Linked DNA regions of Homo sapiens: region 1 is linked to region 2. A link is an interaction called in ENCODE POLR2A ChIA-PET data of the cell type or tissue named here. Cell type or tissue: GM12878. All regions are shown on one strand.

Region 1 (8,000 bases), 410 kb after region 2:
GGAAGCTGATGTGTTTGTCCTTGGATTGCTGAGATGCTAAGAATGCGTGGAACCCTGGAGGCGGAGCCCAAACATGGCTCAGTGTCTCATGTGGGACCACGTGGCTCTCAGGCCTATATGGAGAGCCAAGAGGGGCAGCCTGTTCCCATCCCAGCCAGCCCCCAGTGCCAGCCCTGTCAGCTTTCCAAAGCACTGCAAAATCCCAGGGTCTCTGAGATCTGAGTAAGGAATGCTGCAGCACCAGCAGGTCGTGCACAGATTGGCCTGCTGAAAGCGACCTCTTGACTCCCTAAGAATGTGGAGCTAGGGGAGTAATGCTGGTCACTCAGGCTAATAAGGAAATGGAAATTTTAGCTTGAATAACAGACCACTAGTACTCCATGAGTAAAGTATCAGCCACAGGCAGCTTACACTGTGAAAGTCACATCAGAGTTATGAACTTGAAAAGTTAAATTACCCAATGAAACATCTTGCTTCTTAGCTTTGTAACTATTTTCCCTCCATTCCTTTCATTTATTTGTGGAAAGCCGCCTGTGCATGAGGAACCCTGAGAGATGCCGAGACATCTCCCCTGATCTTGAGGATCTCCGGCGCAGAGAAAGAGAGTGAGCCGAGGAGAGAGAGTGACACCTGCACCAGGTCTTGAAGGGCAAGGAGAAAGCACCAAGTGAAAGAAGGAGGGAAGTCCAACCCCCGATTTTTTTTTTAACCTTCGGTGTATAATTCCTCTCTCTGCCTCCTTCCCTTGCCTCTCCTTCAATCCACTGTCCTCCCAACCAAGTCTGATCACATAAAAATCCAAATTTCATCACTCACTTCCTAAACCATCTCCATGGCCCTGCCTCTGCCTTCCAGCCTTAGCTCCCTGGTTTCAGTTCCAGTCACAAAGGCCTCTTTCAAGGTCCCAGCAAGATGCTGCAGTGACTGCAGCTTGATCCCGGGACCCAGACTACCTGGGTCCAAATCCCACCACCCTACCAGCCACGTGAGCTCAGGCATGCCCACTGGCCTCTCTGTGCCTCAGTTTTCACATGTGTGCAGTGGGGATGGTAAAAGCACCTTTCTTGCAGTGTCGTATGAGGACGTGATGAGGTAACACAGACCCGTGCCTGACACGGTAAACCCTTGGTAAGCGTGACCTCTGACCCCTACCCACTGCTACCGTCATCCTCATTTTCCCATCACGACTTTCACACATCTTGATCGCAGGTTCCGGAAACATCTTTCTTCAGGCTCTTTCTCCACCTATTTCCTACCCAAATTCCAGCTTACACATCACACCACAGGAAGGCCATCCTTGACCCTGGTCTGCTTCCTTCCTGCCACTTCACAGCTCTTGTCACAAAGGGTAATTACGTAATTATGGTCGTGATGACTAGCTTGATGTCTGTCTTCCCTACTACTCTGTCTGTTCAATGGGGGGCAAAGCCACTTCTCTTGCTCTCTGCTGTGTGCCAGCGCCACAGCAGGGGCTGACTGTGTACTGACTAGGGAACGCACATGTGCACATGCTCCGAGCAGAAAGCAGCAGCCACCACAGATGCAGGGAGCCCCAAGAGGCCACAGCCTGCACAGAAGCACAAGTAGCCTCTTGCAAGTGCAGAGGTGAGAAGCAACGGTGGGGCCAGAGAGCACTCTCAGAGTCAGTTCACAGAGGCCTGCCTGGCGAGCTGCGCGGGGAGCCACCCACAGGTCGAAACAGATGAGTGTCGGCATGGGGACGTGATCCACAGTGCAAGGGGGCCCGAGGACGGCTGGGAGGAGGCACAAGACCAGAGAGACAGGCGGTCAGTTAGGACACTATCACGACAGTCACAGATCTGGATGAAGAGGACAGGAACCACAGGCCCAGGATGCAGAGGTGGGCCCTGATGTCTTCTACACTAAAGGGTGTGGAAGACAAACATGGGCATCCAAGACAGGGCTACTTCTTTAGAATGACTTGGCAGGGAGATGGGTTTACTTTCTTATTTATACATCACTCAGAGGAGGGGGTGGTTTGTGCAAACCAAACCAAACCAGCCCCAGGTACATTCATGGCCTTATACATGTTTTGCTCTTGTTGACCAGATGGTTTTAAGGCTTGCTGAGACCACCTCGTCTAGAAGGTGCACTGCTTGAACCATTGTAATTTTCAGGTGGTGAATATGAACAGAAAGACTCCCTCATGCTGCATTCCCCTTCCACTTTATCCTTCGCCAAGGACTTCAGGCTCCCTGGAGCTGAAGGGTTTCCAAGGACAAACAAACCCATGTGGACAAACCCATGGGGACATGACCATGTGCGGAAGCCTGGACCGACTTGCTGGGCTCTACCTGCTGCAGGTGAGGCGTCTTTCCAGAGTGCTGGCCTAGGTGGATGCCCCGACCCTGGGACAGACGAGATGAAAGGCAAATATCAAAGGGAGACAATGAGGGCTGTTTTGTTTTGTTTTGTTTTGTTTTAAATTCAGTCTCTCGTTAGCTGGCTGAGGAAGGGAAACACAGCTTCTGAATTTGGCATTTCAAAGGGGGCTGAGGAGGAGTTGCAGGAGAAAGGTTAAAGAAAGAGCTCACGGGGTGGAGGGGGCGCATGACACAAACCCTGCACTCTGGCTGGTCCATGGCACAGAGCAGGTGTGCGGCAGCTTCTGAGGGGGTGGCAGGGTGACAGGGGTCGGAAGCTAAGCATGCAGGATTGAAAACGATGACTTATGCAGCATCTGGGAACAGGCTAGGGCAGCACCCCACTCCCTACCCCCCACTACCCCGTCCTCACTCCAGTGTCATTCTCTGATCTAAGGATAAATGTGGCAGGGACTTCTGGCTAAGGTGAAGTATAAACTCATGCTGTGGACCTCTCCTTTAGCTCTAAATACATGGACGCAATAAAAAAGAAAAGAAGGAAATGTATTTTTAAAAAGATATAGTTCACTTCCATATAAACTACGCACCTCCCTGGGCTAGAAACAGAGCAGATCTCCAAGACGTAACCAGAGCCGAAGTGCAGGCTGGCTGAGCTCTAGGTCTGAAGCAGGCCAGGGGCTGAGCTATTTCATGGCCTGCAGAAAAAGAGACTAAAAGTGGACTGAGTCAGGAGAGCCAGAAGTCAGGGTGGCATCCTGGCTGCTATGGAGGACTCATCTCAAGGGACTCCCTTGCCCAGGCTGCAGTCCACATCCCACATTGCTCAGAATCACCATCTGCTTATTCTACTCTGGAAAGGGAGCTCGCACCTCTCAGGCCCAAATCAGGAGTAGACATCAGGAGTAGAAATGAGGCCTTGACCAATGTGAGAGAGGGATGCAAAGATCCCCATCGCCGGACTCTCACGGAAGACCAGGTGTCCCTCCTGGATGCTCCCTAGCCCACAAGCCTAGTTATTCTGCCATCCTTTGACCAAATACCGCTGTGATTAAAAGTGCATCACAGGGCCAGGCACGGTGGCTCATACCTGTAATCCCAGCACTCTGAGAGGCAGAGGCAGGCAGATCGCTTCAGCCCAGAAGTTCAAGACCAGCCTGGGCAACATGGCCAAACCCCGTCTCTACCAAAAATACAAAACTTAGCTGGTGGTGCATCGTCTGCAGTGCCAGCTACTTGGGAGGCTGGGGTGGGAGGATCACCTGAGCCCGGGAGGTGGAGGCTGCAGTGAGCCAAGATCGCACCACTGGACTCCAGCCTGGGTTAAAGAGCAAGACCCTGTCTCAAAAAAAAAAAAAAAAAAAGTACATCACCATTTTCCACGGAGAAAACAAGGGTTTGAGAACAGAAATGAGAGACAGCGAACACATAAATCTTCCCTAAGCCCTCTCTAAGTGAAAAGAACATCGTGAATGCTCCTCACTCAGGAGACAGGAACAGGCCACAGCTGCTGGCTCTGTGTGTGTTCCCTACTGAAGCCTGAACCCACTAATTTATATATGACTAGCCGAACCATCAAATAAAGTGAAATTTCAAGCCTGGTCAAGTCGTACATGGGTATCAAATTTCTCTTGTCCTGCGAACAGCAGAAATGAAATTTCAGCATGAAAAAAGTCCTCAAGCACCTTGCAAAAACCAATAGGAATCAAATTACATGCTGCAGTAAAGAGCCACTGGCTTTGGCCCTTCAAAATACATTTATTTCAAATTATAGACTGGTCCAGAATTATCAAGCTCTTCCTGCATCTTAATGGTCTCTATAGTATGGGCTTAAGCCCATCTCATGCTTTAAATTAATTTCAAGAGGCCAAAACCCAAGCTTCTTTATGCTTTGCCAGGCACCATGGAAGCTGGTACTATACCTGTGGAATACATCTCCTTTTACTTCATCTTCCCATGCACATATCCTTTGGTAGAGCAACCGCGCACATGAAATTTGGTATCCTTACAATGAACACTGTGTTGTAACCAACTGTGACAGTCTTCATAGCACAGCCTCCATCTGAAATTTATTTTGCTTTTCCTCCAGTTATTAGATGAATATTTGTTTCTAAGTTTTTGTTTGAGATGGAGTCTGGGTGTGTCGCCCAGGCTGGAGTGCAGTGGCACAATCTCGGCTCACTGCAACCTCCACCTCCCAGGTTCAAGCACTTCTCCTGCCTCAGCCTCCGGAGTAGCTGGGATTACAGGCATGCATCACCACACCTGGCTAATTTTTGTATTTTTAGTAGAGATGGGGTTTCACCATGTTGGTTAGGCTGGTCTCAAACTCCTGACCTCATGATCCACCCACCTTGGCCTCCCAAAGTGCTGGGATTACAGGCATGAGCCACGTGCCCGGTCCTGTTTCTAAGTTTTATGTACTAATACTAACACTAAGAATATCATCTAACATGGAATGCTGGTTTACTCTATCCAGACACTGCCCTCAGGTGTTACTCCATTCAAGCCTCACACCAATGCATAAGGTGGTAACAGGCAATGTTTCCAAGTAATCCCTGTATGTGTGGTTTTGTTTTCCAGTTTCAATTACCTGTGGTCAGCCTCAGTCTGAATATATTAAAAGGAAAATTCCAGAAATAAACAACTTTATTTTTTTAAGACAGTTTCGCTCTTGTCACCCAGGCTGGAGTGCAAGGATGCGATCTCGGCTCACTGCAACCTCCGCCTCCCGGGTTCAAGTGATTCTCCTGCCTCAGCCTCCCGAGTAGCTGGGATTACAGGTGTGCGCCACCATGCTCAGCTAATTTTTGTATTTTTAGTAGAGATGGGGTTTCACCCATGTTGGCCATGCTGGTCTAGAACTCTTGACCTCAGGTGATCCGCCCACCGCGGCCTCCCAAAATGCTGGGATCACAGGCATGAGCTACCACACCTGGCCCAATTTGTAAGTTTTAAATTACACACAATCCTGAATAGTGTGATGAAATCTCATACCATCCCACTATATCATCTGGGATGCGAATCATCCCTTTGTCCAGCAGACCCCTTCTGTAGATGCTGCTACCGCCTCTTAGTCTCTTCGTAGCCATCGGTTATAGATAAACTGTTGAGGTATCACAGGGCTTGAACTGAAGGAATCCTTATTTTACTTCATAATGGCCCTAAAGTACCAGAGTGGTGACACCGGCAATTCAGATATGTCAAAGAGAAGCTGGAAATTACTTTAAGTGAAAAGGTGAAAATTCCCGATAAGTGAAATTTCATATGCCCAGATTGCTAACATCAACAGTATGATATTTTCAGAGAGGGAGAGACCCCATTCACATAACTTTTACTACAGTATATTGTTAGAATTGTTCTATTTTATTATTGTTGTTAATCTCTTACTGTGCCTAATTTATAAATGGATCAGACATATTAATGCATAAGAAACATAGTACAGGTTGGGTATCCCTTAGCCAAAATGCTTGGGACCAGAAGTGCTTGGAATTTAGGATTTTTTTTTTTTTTTTGATTTTGGAATATCTGTTTCATGCTAACTGGTTAAATGCCTCAATCTGAAAATCCGAAATGCTCCAGTGGGGATTTCCTTTCACCGCTGAGTTTTGGTTTTTAGAACATTTCAAATTTTCAGATTAGGGATAATCAACCTGCTTATACAGAGTTGACACTATTGGAGTTTTAGGCTTCCACGGGGGTCCCTGGAATGTATCCCCTGCAGAGAAGGGGTGACAACTGCGCTGTTTCTCCGTGCTAGACAGGGTTCTAAGTGCTTTGCATATTAAATTACATTGTAATCTTCATAAAAACACTCTGAGACAGGGATTATTGTCGTCCCCATTTAAAAATATAGAGACTGACTGAGGGTTAGAGGTTAAGTGACTTGTCCAAGGCTCGGAGCTGGCAGACAGCCATTTGAATTGAAGTCCAGCTGAGGTACAGCCCATTCCATGTAGGCCATTTCCACTGGAATGACCATTTCAACACAAACACCCTTATAAATATAGTCTTTCTTTAGGCAAATAAATATAAAAATGAAGTTCTCAGATCAAGATTATAAACAGTAAAGCTTATTGATACATATCACCAAATTCATTTCCAAATATACCATATCAACGTATAGGCCATAAGACAGAAAAAGACTGCCATTTTTGGCTCCCTTGTCAACCCTGGGTGTTGTGATTTCATTAACTTAATAAGCAGGATCTTGTTTTACATTGTTGTCTTTAATACCCTTCGGGCCATATAAAAAATTTTAAAATAAATTCATTTTTTAGAGATGGGGGTCTGTGTTAAACCCAGGCTGGTTTCAAACTCTTTGGCCTCAAGTGATCCTCCAGTCTCAGCCTCCCGAGGAGCTGGGACTACAGGCATGCACCCCTGTGCCCAGGGAGGCCATTTTTCTAGGTGTTTATTTAAAGGTTGTATTTCATCTTTTGAAACATGGAATATTTTTATGAGTTCAGTGTATATTCTGATGGGTGAATGTCGCACTTCAAAATGAAAATAATAGGAAGCTAGATATAGCTTGTTAAAAACAACAACAAAGCATAATGTCAAAGAATAATGTTATGCTTTGTTGTAAATGCCTGTCAACATTGTTATAACAATCTTTTCCCAGAATTTTGGTTAATCTTTAATTCTTCACACTTTTTGATACTCTTAGAACTTCCTGTAATGAGCATGCAGCATCTTTATAATTAGAAGAAAACAGACACTTTTCCAACTGAGGATAAAAAAGATGGTTGCGTTTAGGTACTGCTTTTCTCTTTTCTATTCTACTTGATATTAATGACCCATGTATTCCTGATTTCAGCAGAAAACGAACTGATCACAAGTTTTGGTGGTATAATTCAGTCATGGAGATTTTAAAGTTGGCCTCTATCTGTTGCTCATAGCGTGCTAGGCAAGCTAGAATTACTCAGGAAAAAACCTCCTTTATCTCTCGTTTTCACTCTTGCAATGAAAAGGCATTTCAGGAGTGTGGGCTTAGCTGCTCATTACAAGGTCCTTTTATCCACTGACAACTGCTGAACTCACCTTGAGAGAGGAGCTGCTTTCTATTTTGGTTTGTCTATAATTTTCTTATTTCCCAGAGTGTATGTCATGGGCGCAACCCACAAACCAAGCATTTCTATATAAAATATCATAAGAGGAGGGATTCATTAACAAGTTCCTCTGTAGACAGAACGCAGCTCTTACAAACTCACAAAAACAAATACATACTTTTAAAAGTTCCCAAGAAAGCAGTTCTTGGGAAGCAGATGTAATTCTTCAGGTTTGAAAGTAAGGGCCTCCCCAGCTCCCTTATCACTGAATTACAGGACTCTGTATTTTTTAATTGAAATTTACTCAAAAGGGGACAGATATTCATCTCATACTATAGCAAAAACTAGTTTTAAAAATATATAACATTTTAAAATATTTTAGTCAGAAAAGCCTCAGGGCCAGGTGGGGTGGCTCATGACCCAGGACTTTAGGAGGCCAAGGCAGGAGGACTGCTTGAGCCCAGAAGTTTGAGACCAGCCTGGGTAATGTGGCAAGAGCCCATCTCTACAAAAAAATCAAAAAGCCAGGCATGGTGTTGTGCACCTATGGTCCCAGTTAGTTGGGAGGCTGAGGTGGGAGGATCTTTTGAGCCCAGGAGATTAAGGC
Region 2 (8,000 bases):
AAGAGAGGCAAAGAGACCCCTCTGACGTCCCATATCTCCTTAGAGCCTCTGGAGAGCAGCAGAGACCATGAGCTGCTCTGTTGCAACCGACTGGTGACAGATCCAAGGGCCGGATGCATTACTGAGGTGAGGCGAGGCGAGGGGGCAAGTGATGGGGATGGGCGGGGAGGCCCTGCAGGAGGCCAGGCAGACACGCGGAGCCAAGAGGCAGATGCAGCAACATCCCTCATGATGGAGCTGGATTTCCAAGAAAAACAGAAACTCTGCTTCCTCACTTCAAAGAAAAGCTGGTGCCGCAGATTCAAGGGCCTTTTCCTCTCCTGCTTGCCGGCGGCTGTTTGGAGATGAGATACATGCACACAATAGTTCTGATGACCGGACTGGCCGAGTCACAGGACACCCTGGAGCAGACAGCGCTGAGCCTTGATGCGTGTGCTCCAGCCTGGGTCTTCCCGCCATGGCAACAGGACAGGATGAGCTCCAGGCAGATGGAACTGCAGACGCTGTGTGATGGCCTCACATGCTCCCAGGTGCAGTACACGGGGATTCATGCAGCCAAGCTGGGTGCTATCAGGGTGGTAGCTCTGTGACCACACTGTGTGCAGTTGCATGTGTGTGTGTGTGTGTATATATATATATACACACACACACACACACAAAAAGGATGTATAGCCATAAAGCACACTCTCAAGGGCTCCCACTCTGCCTCCTTTCCTGGGTGCATACCTAGAGTATGCACACACTGGGACCATGCCCAGTCTCGAGCATGCCAACATCGTGCATGAACCGGCACACAGAGACCAACAGTAAGCTCTGCTCACCAGCTGAATGCACCGCTGAGATCGCTTCTTTATCCCAGGAACCATGCTTCCCAGGCTCCCTTGCCCTTGGCTTCTGGGTAGGTTTGGTCAGTAGGAGGCTCTGATGGAAAAGAGGGCCGTCAAAAGGGGAAAGTCAGGGTATTTCGCCCCCTCTTCCTTGGACAGTGTTTCTGCAGCTGCTGCATCTCCTCTGGGGGTCTAGTTACTTCTGGAAAGCCCCTCCCTCTGTGGTCCCAACCTCCTCCGGTAAAACCACTCTCTCATTTTCTCTCTGAAAGGGGCTTCCTGCAGCCCCACATCTCAGTGCCTGATGCTTCTCCTGTTTGGCTTCTCAGCTCTTCCATCACCCGAGTGATCAACTCCCTCTATTAAATTTCCTCTGTCTGAAAGACACAGAGTGGTTTCTGTTTTCCTGGATGGACCCTGACTGAGAGAGTAATGATAATGACCATTTAGTAAGCATTCAGAATGTACCAGTGACTCTCACTAGGTGAGTTCTGTGAATTCTCACATGGGTAGAGGATAAGGGTGATATGTTGACTCTATTGTGTAGATAAGGAAATGAGGGTCTGGGAATCTAAATAATTTGTCCAAGAAGAAACCTCCACTTGAACCCAATTGCAATAGAAAGAATACAAACTTTGGAACAAATCCCATCTTAACCACTTAGCAGCTGTGTGACCTCAGGCAAGTTACCTAATCTTTCTGAGCCTGTTTCCTTGTTTCAGAAAATTTTCATCACCCCAAATGGAAACCCTGTACTCATTAAGCAGTCAATCCCATTCCCCTCTCCCCTCAGCCCCTGGCAACCACGAATCTGCTGTCTTTTTTCTGTAAATACACTGGATATTTCGTATAAATGGAATCACTCAAGATGTGGCTGTTAAGAATTGACTGTGTCCCCTCCCCACACCAAATCCATTCATGTAAGTCCTAACCCCCAGTATCTCAGAATGTGGCCTCATTTTGAAATAAAGTCATTACAGATGTAGTATAGTTAAGGATGATGTCATTAGGGTAGACCCTAATCCAGTATGACTGGTGTTCTTATAAAAAGAGAAATTTGGACAGAGACACATGCACCCAGGGAAAACGCCATGTGAAGAGAAGGCGGAGACGAAGGTGATGCTTCTACAAAGCCAAGGGACACCAAAGATTGCCAGCAACCACTGGAAGCTAAATTCTCTCTGTAAATTGGAGATAGTTAAAGAGTGAAGACATTAGTTAAGACGCAAGCCTTGTACCATCTGCTCCAAGCGATCTGTGCCCTCCCCCTGGAGCTGGACTTATCCGCCTCACTCATATGTCTTCTGCTCTTCCTGTGTGTCCTGTCTTGCTCAGTGACATCACCCTTCCCCATAATGGGCTCTCATTCTTGCATCCAGTCTATTTCCAAGGCACCATCTCCTTCAAATCCACCATCTCCTCCATTCCACTGTCCTAATTCAGGACTCATCCCCCCGGGCTGGAATTTTCCAGTGTTTCCCCAACAAGTGCCCCTGCCCTAGCCTTGCTCCCTCCGCTCCGTCCTGCATAGGAGAAGCCACATGAGCTCTCCAGACACACATCAGCTCTGAATGTCCCCTTGGTGAGACCCTCAACCCACACGGCTGGGCCAGGAGGGCCAGAGGCAGGCTCCTAAGCAGGTATGATGGAGCGAAGGGCCCTTTTGCTTCTGTTCTCCTACCTCCCTGTCCCCAGCTTCTGGCCTCCTCTCATAAGAGGCTTTCTGTTTCGATAGTACCAGATTTCTTAGGCATCCGGGAACAATCCCTCTGTCCCATGCATCCCAGGAGCTGGCTCAGGGCCGGGGGCCCCTGGTAGGCACTGGGTAACTATGGAATGCCCCGGAGCAGGCATGATGTTTCTGGAACTTTGCCTGTGTTCTGTCTGGAACCTTCTTCTTCTTCTTCTTCTTCTTTTTTTTTTCCTTTTTTAAACAAACTTGTGTTCATCTTCCTAAACTGGCTCACATGACTTACCATCTAGAAACTTCCCTGACCACATCCCTTGCCTCCAAGGACCTTCCTCTTCCCACTCTGTGCTACTGCCACTCCTTGGACGTGCACTTAACGCATTTCCACACAGAATCGTAACAGATGGCCGTCCCTCTGTCTCCCTTCTCCCACTGGACGCTGATTTCTTTGAGGAACAGGACAGGATTCTACTTTTCATCTGGGTGCTCCATAAAATGTCTGCTGGATGAATAAAGAATGAATAGGAGACTGCATGTGTGCATTCAGGAAGGAAGACGTGTGCCTCTGTATATTCCCCTGCCTGGGGAACTCTTACACATTCTGCAAGACAAGAGTAATGTTGCCTCCTCTGGGAAGCCCCCCGGGACTTTCCCAGGCTGATAGAGGCCAAGCCTCCCTGGAATTGAGTGCACTAAGACAAATGACACTCTAACATCACAAGCCTCACCCTGACACTCCTTTCTTTTCTTGCTTTTTGTTTGTCTCTCTTGGACAATAGACTCATTACTGAATTGCTGTCTGTTTTATTCTCTGCTATGAAGAAAACTTTCCCTATCACTTCGAATGCTGCTTGAGCAGTAGCAGACACTCAATATTAATATTTGCTGAATGAATGAATGAATGAATCTGGGAGTGCCCAGGACTCAGCCTGGGATTTAGTTTTCAAATCCTCAATGAGCATTTTCTGGATTTGAATAGAGACTAAGAAAATGCAGGTAGGGAGTTGGAAACAGATAAGGCAGGATGAGGGCGGGTGGTGGGAGCCCCCCAGAGCAGGGTACCAGGCAGTATCTCCCGATCACAGCTGCCCAGGCTGGGAGAGAGGACGGTCTCAGAGAAGCAAGGCCATTCTTTGCCCTTGGGTCAGACCCTCCTCACCCCAACCATGTCAGTCCCCTGCCACCCTTTGGTCTGGTCTCGTTGAGCTGGTGTGCTCAGCTCAGTGGGGCATTTCCCCAAGGATGAGGTCGAGGTGAGCAGAATGACACTGGGCTTGTTGTCAGCACAGACTCCCAGCCTGGTAACCCTGGGGACCCTGAGGCAGGCTCAGGCTCGAGGCTAAACTCAGGCTCGGGTTCAAGTCAAACTCTGCCCCTGCTGCTTCGCCTTCTGGGTGAAGAATCCAGGGTGACAGAACCCACCTTCCTGTGGGGTTATGAGGATCCCATGAGAGACAGCACAAGCAGATGGCGAGGCAGGAACAAGTGGGAGGTCATGTCATTCTGAACAGCTCCGAGTCTCAGAATCTGCAGATACAGGAGTATCTTTCTCCTCCAGAAGGTCAAACCCTGTTCCCAAGAGGCTGGGTGCAAAAATAAGTGCTGAATGAATGAATGAACGAGTCCCCAGAACATAGCACAGGGCTAGGCACACACATTCTCGACTAGTATTTGCTGGATCACCTAGGACTGAAGAAAATACAGGCCAGCAGTTGGGGATGAATGGGGGCGGGTGCAGGCTGGTGGCAGGCCATCTGTGAGTCTTTGTCATCCCAGACCTATATTTGTTTTTTGTTTTTGTTTTGAGACAGGGTCTTGCTTATTGCCCAGAGCTGGAGTGCAGTGGTGGCTCACTGCAGCCTCAAACTCCAGGGCTCAGGCAATCCTCCCACCTCAGCCTCCTGTGTAGCTAGGGCTAAAGGTGTGCACCACCATGTCCAGCTAATTAATTTTTTGTTGTTGTTAGAAACGGGGTCTCATTATGTTGCCAAACTGGTCTTGAACTCCTGGCCTCTAGTGATCCTCCTGCCTTGGCTTCCCAAAGTGCTAGGATTACAGGTTCAAGCCATTGCAGCTGGCTACTATTTTTAATTTTTACTGAAGATAATCTACAGAGAGTAATCCTAAGGGTGCAGTTAGATGAACATGTGTCTACACCCGTATAACCAGCACCCTGATCAAAATATAGAACATTGTTCACACACCTTGCACCCTCCCAGACAACAGCCCACAAAGGGAGCCACTGTGCTGAGCTCCGCTGCCTTGCATTCGTTTTGCCTGCTTTTGAACAGGGTATGAATGGAAACACACAGTATGATCAGCCTGTTTTTCTATCTGCTTTGTGCGAGCTGGGAGTCACCACGTGAATGCCAACAACCAGAACCTGGGTGTGAAAGTGTGCCAGTGGGTGGCAGCCCCTGCAAAACATGGGTTCCAGGGCTTTGAAGTGCATGGTTAATGTCTTCTTAAAGGATCTGTCTCGAGCAGAATGATTTTCACCTTCTTTGCGGAGAGTGCCCCATCTGAAGAGCCGCCCTCAGTCTGACAGCAGAATCCTTTCTCTTTAGACTGCATGAGTCAGACCTGGGGCCTGGCATCGTGCGTTGTTCTGGTCACGACGCTGTGCCCACCTCCTCCAAGAAGCCTGCTGTGCCAGCCCAGCCCACAGCCAGCATCTGGCAACCACGGGGACACACCTGAGGGGCGGGTCCTGCTCTCTTCCCATCTAAACTCCTCCTCCAGCCTGGGTAGCCTTCACTGTGGCCCCAGATTCCTGGGGTCACCATGGGTTATTTTGGATATTCGCAGCACACTGAGCCACCCCACAACCTCGCCTTTTCCCCAGCGTGCAGCAGGCATGTGACTGTTTTTAGCATGGGGCTGAGAAAGATCTTGCCAGGGGCTTTGGGGCTGGAGACCTGGGTGCAGGTGCTGGGGGGTGTCACAGGCTGGTGAGTCTCCCACAAGGGGAGTGCCATCCATGCTGCATTGTGAGGAGGAAGTGAACTCTGCAAAGTGCCTGCAGAGATTTTCATGTCATAGCTACCACTGTTATCAACTGGGAAGAGGTATAGCCGAATGAAGAGAATGGAATCTGAAGCCAGACAGCCTGGGTTTCAATTCTGACTTCACCACTTGTTGGCTCCGGGGCCTTGGGCAAGCTGCTTAACTTCCCCGTGCCTCAGTTTCTGCATCTACACCATGGAAGTAGTGCTAGCACCTGCCTCACAGGCTGGCGGAGGATTAAGCAAGTTAATCTATATAAAGTGCACAGGGCAATCCCTGGCACCTAATAGGAACCACAGTAGAGTTTGCTCTCATAGCCAAGCATGGTGGCTTGTGCCTGTAAATCCAGCTACTTGGGAGGCTGAAGCAGGAGGATCGCTTGAGCCCAGGAGTTTGAAGCCAGCCTGGGCAACAGAGCAAGACCTCATCTCTATAAACAAATTAAAATTAGATGGGCATGGTGGTGCACGTCTGCAGTCCCAGATACTCAAGAGGCTGAGGTGGGAGGATTGCTTGAGCCCTGGAATTCAAAGCCACAGTGAGCTATTGAGAGGTGAAGCCAGCTGGACTTCCTGGGTTGAGTGGGGACTTGGAGAACTTTTCTGTCTTACAAGAGGATTGTAAAATGCACCAATCAGCACTCTGTAGCTACGATTGTAAAACACGCCAATCAACGCCCTGTAGCTAGCTAGAGGTTTGTAAAATGCACCAATCAGCGCTCTGTGGCTAGCTACAGGTTTGTAAAATGCGCCAATTGGTACTCTGTAAAAACACACCAATCAGCACTCTGTGGCTAGCTAGAGGTTTGTAAAATGGACCAGTCAGCACTCTGTAAAATAGATCAATCAGCACTCTGTAAAACGAACCAATCAACACTGTAAAATGGACCAATCAGCATGCTGTAAAACGGACCAATCAGCAGGACATGGGCGGGGACAAATAAAGGAATAAAAGCTGGCCACCCTAGCCAGCAGCGGCAATCCGCTTGGGTCTCCTCCCACTCGTGGAAGCTTGTTCTTTCACTCTTCACAGTAAATCTAGCTGCTGCTCACTCTTTGGGTCCGTGCCACCTTTAAGAGCTGTAACACTCACCGCAAACGTCCATGGCTTCATTCTTGAGGTCAGCGAGCCCATAAACCTATCAGAATGAATCAACTCTGGACACACTATGATCCCACCACTGCACTCTAGCCTGTGTGACAGAGTGAGACCGTATCTCTAAAAATTTTTTTTTATAAGAGTTAGCTCTCTTTCTGCAATAATATACCTGAAATCTGATTAAATCATAGTTAAGTAATTAACTAGTGTGAAATTATAGCTGTTACAAAGATAAGTTGAGATAACATATGGAAAGTTCTTGAGATAATACCTAATGTGCTTGGTGCATAGCAAGGGCTCAGCAGGCATTTGCTCTTATTTTTTAAACTATTCATAATTCTGGACTCTAAACAGAGGAGCCAGCAGGAGGGTGTTGAATGGATAAGCAGCTAGGGCGGAGGGGACCTTGCCGGGCTCGCCTGAGCACCGTCCTACTCACGGGCGGCTCAAGAGGCCACTGGTGACAAACAGAGTGGGTCTCCTGTGGTTCTCTCGGCCCCAGCACCCCCAACCCTGACCCAGTGCTTTGCACAAAGGCTTGTATGTTTCAAGCCACAGTCTAGAGAAAGCAACTAGGTTTCAAAACAAAAAACCAGGTAAATTTCCTTCCCTTTCCTCCAGAGATGGGTAGACCAAAGAAGAACCCAAAAAAACTGCTTGCAAGAATATGAAGGGCTATTAAGGGTCGAAGATGATTGCTTTGTTTTCAGCTATAGGAAAGACTGAGCAAGAAGAAAGGAACAGACATTACTACTGAAGGTAGCAAATTTGATTAGAACTGAGGGATAATTTTGTAGTCCTAGTACTGGGAATCTCAGCTGGAGGATGCTGGACTTGATCAGCATCTCCTTCCATATTCCCTCGCGCTTCTGCCTTAACTGAAACTCTTGCTAAGAACAGAAGGTAACATTCTGAGCACCTGGCAACAAAGACACAAGGGGAAGCTTGTGTCTCTGCATTGATGGACATTTGAAGGGTCAACTGACTCACTGCCACAAAGAGTGAGGGATTGTTTCAGGGTCGCACGAGTCACATTGGAAACTGCCTTTCCTCCAGTATTCACCATGCAAAGATTTTTTTCTTTTTATTTACTTTTTCTTTTTTTTGTTCTTTTAGAGGAACCTCTGGAAGAAATGCAAAGATGTTTCTAACAAGGCCGGGTGCGGTGGCTCACGCCTGTAATCCCAGGACTTTGGGAGGCTGAGGCAGGCGGATTGCCTGAGGTCAGGAGTTTGAGACCAGCCTGGCCAACATGGTGAAACCCTGTCTCTACTGAAAATACAAACATTAGCCAGGTGTGGTGGTGCACGCCTGTAATTCCAGCTACTCAGGAGGCTGAGGCAGGAGAATTGCTTGAACCCAGTGAAGGTTGCAGGGAG

Evidence for each region. ChIA-PET counts read pairs that join two places held together with the same protein. Peaks named below come from ENCODE experiments on the same cell type or tissue, not always from the same donor. Only the 100,000 strongest peaks of a DNase experiment are listed, where the experiment ranks them.
Region 1: POLR2A ChIA-PET joins it to region 2 with 7 read pairs; 2 of 35 experiments call an interaction of 5 or more read pairs at or near these places.

Annotation. Positions count from the first base shown.
Region 1 is chr17:66,572,580-66,580,579 of GRCh38, reverse strand. All of the region lies in intron 3 of PRKCA (protein kinase C alpha), which reads right to left. Among named protein-coding and RNA genes, the nearest start is that of PRKCA-AS1, 160 kb to the right of the region's middle. RefSeq lists an enhancer at 2,060-3,020. In GM12878, no CTCF peak of the experiment used is centred here; no DNase peak of the experiment used is centred here.
Region 2 is chr17:66,980,694-66,988,693 of GRCh38, reverse strand. The region is part of intron 1 of CACNG4 (calcium voltage-gated channel auxiliary subunit gamma 4); the gene reads right to left. Among named protein-coding and RNA genes, the nearest start is that of CACNG4, 20 kb to the right of the region's middle. RefSeq lists enhancers at 3,047-3,306, 5,226-5,727. In GM12878, no CTCF peak of the experiment used is centred here; a DNase peak (open chromatin) is centred at 3,093; H3K27ac peaks cover 372 bases.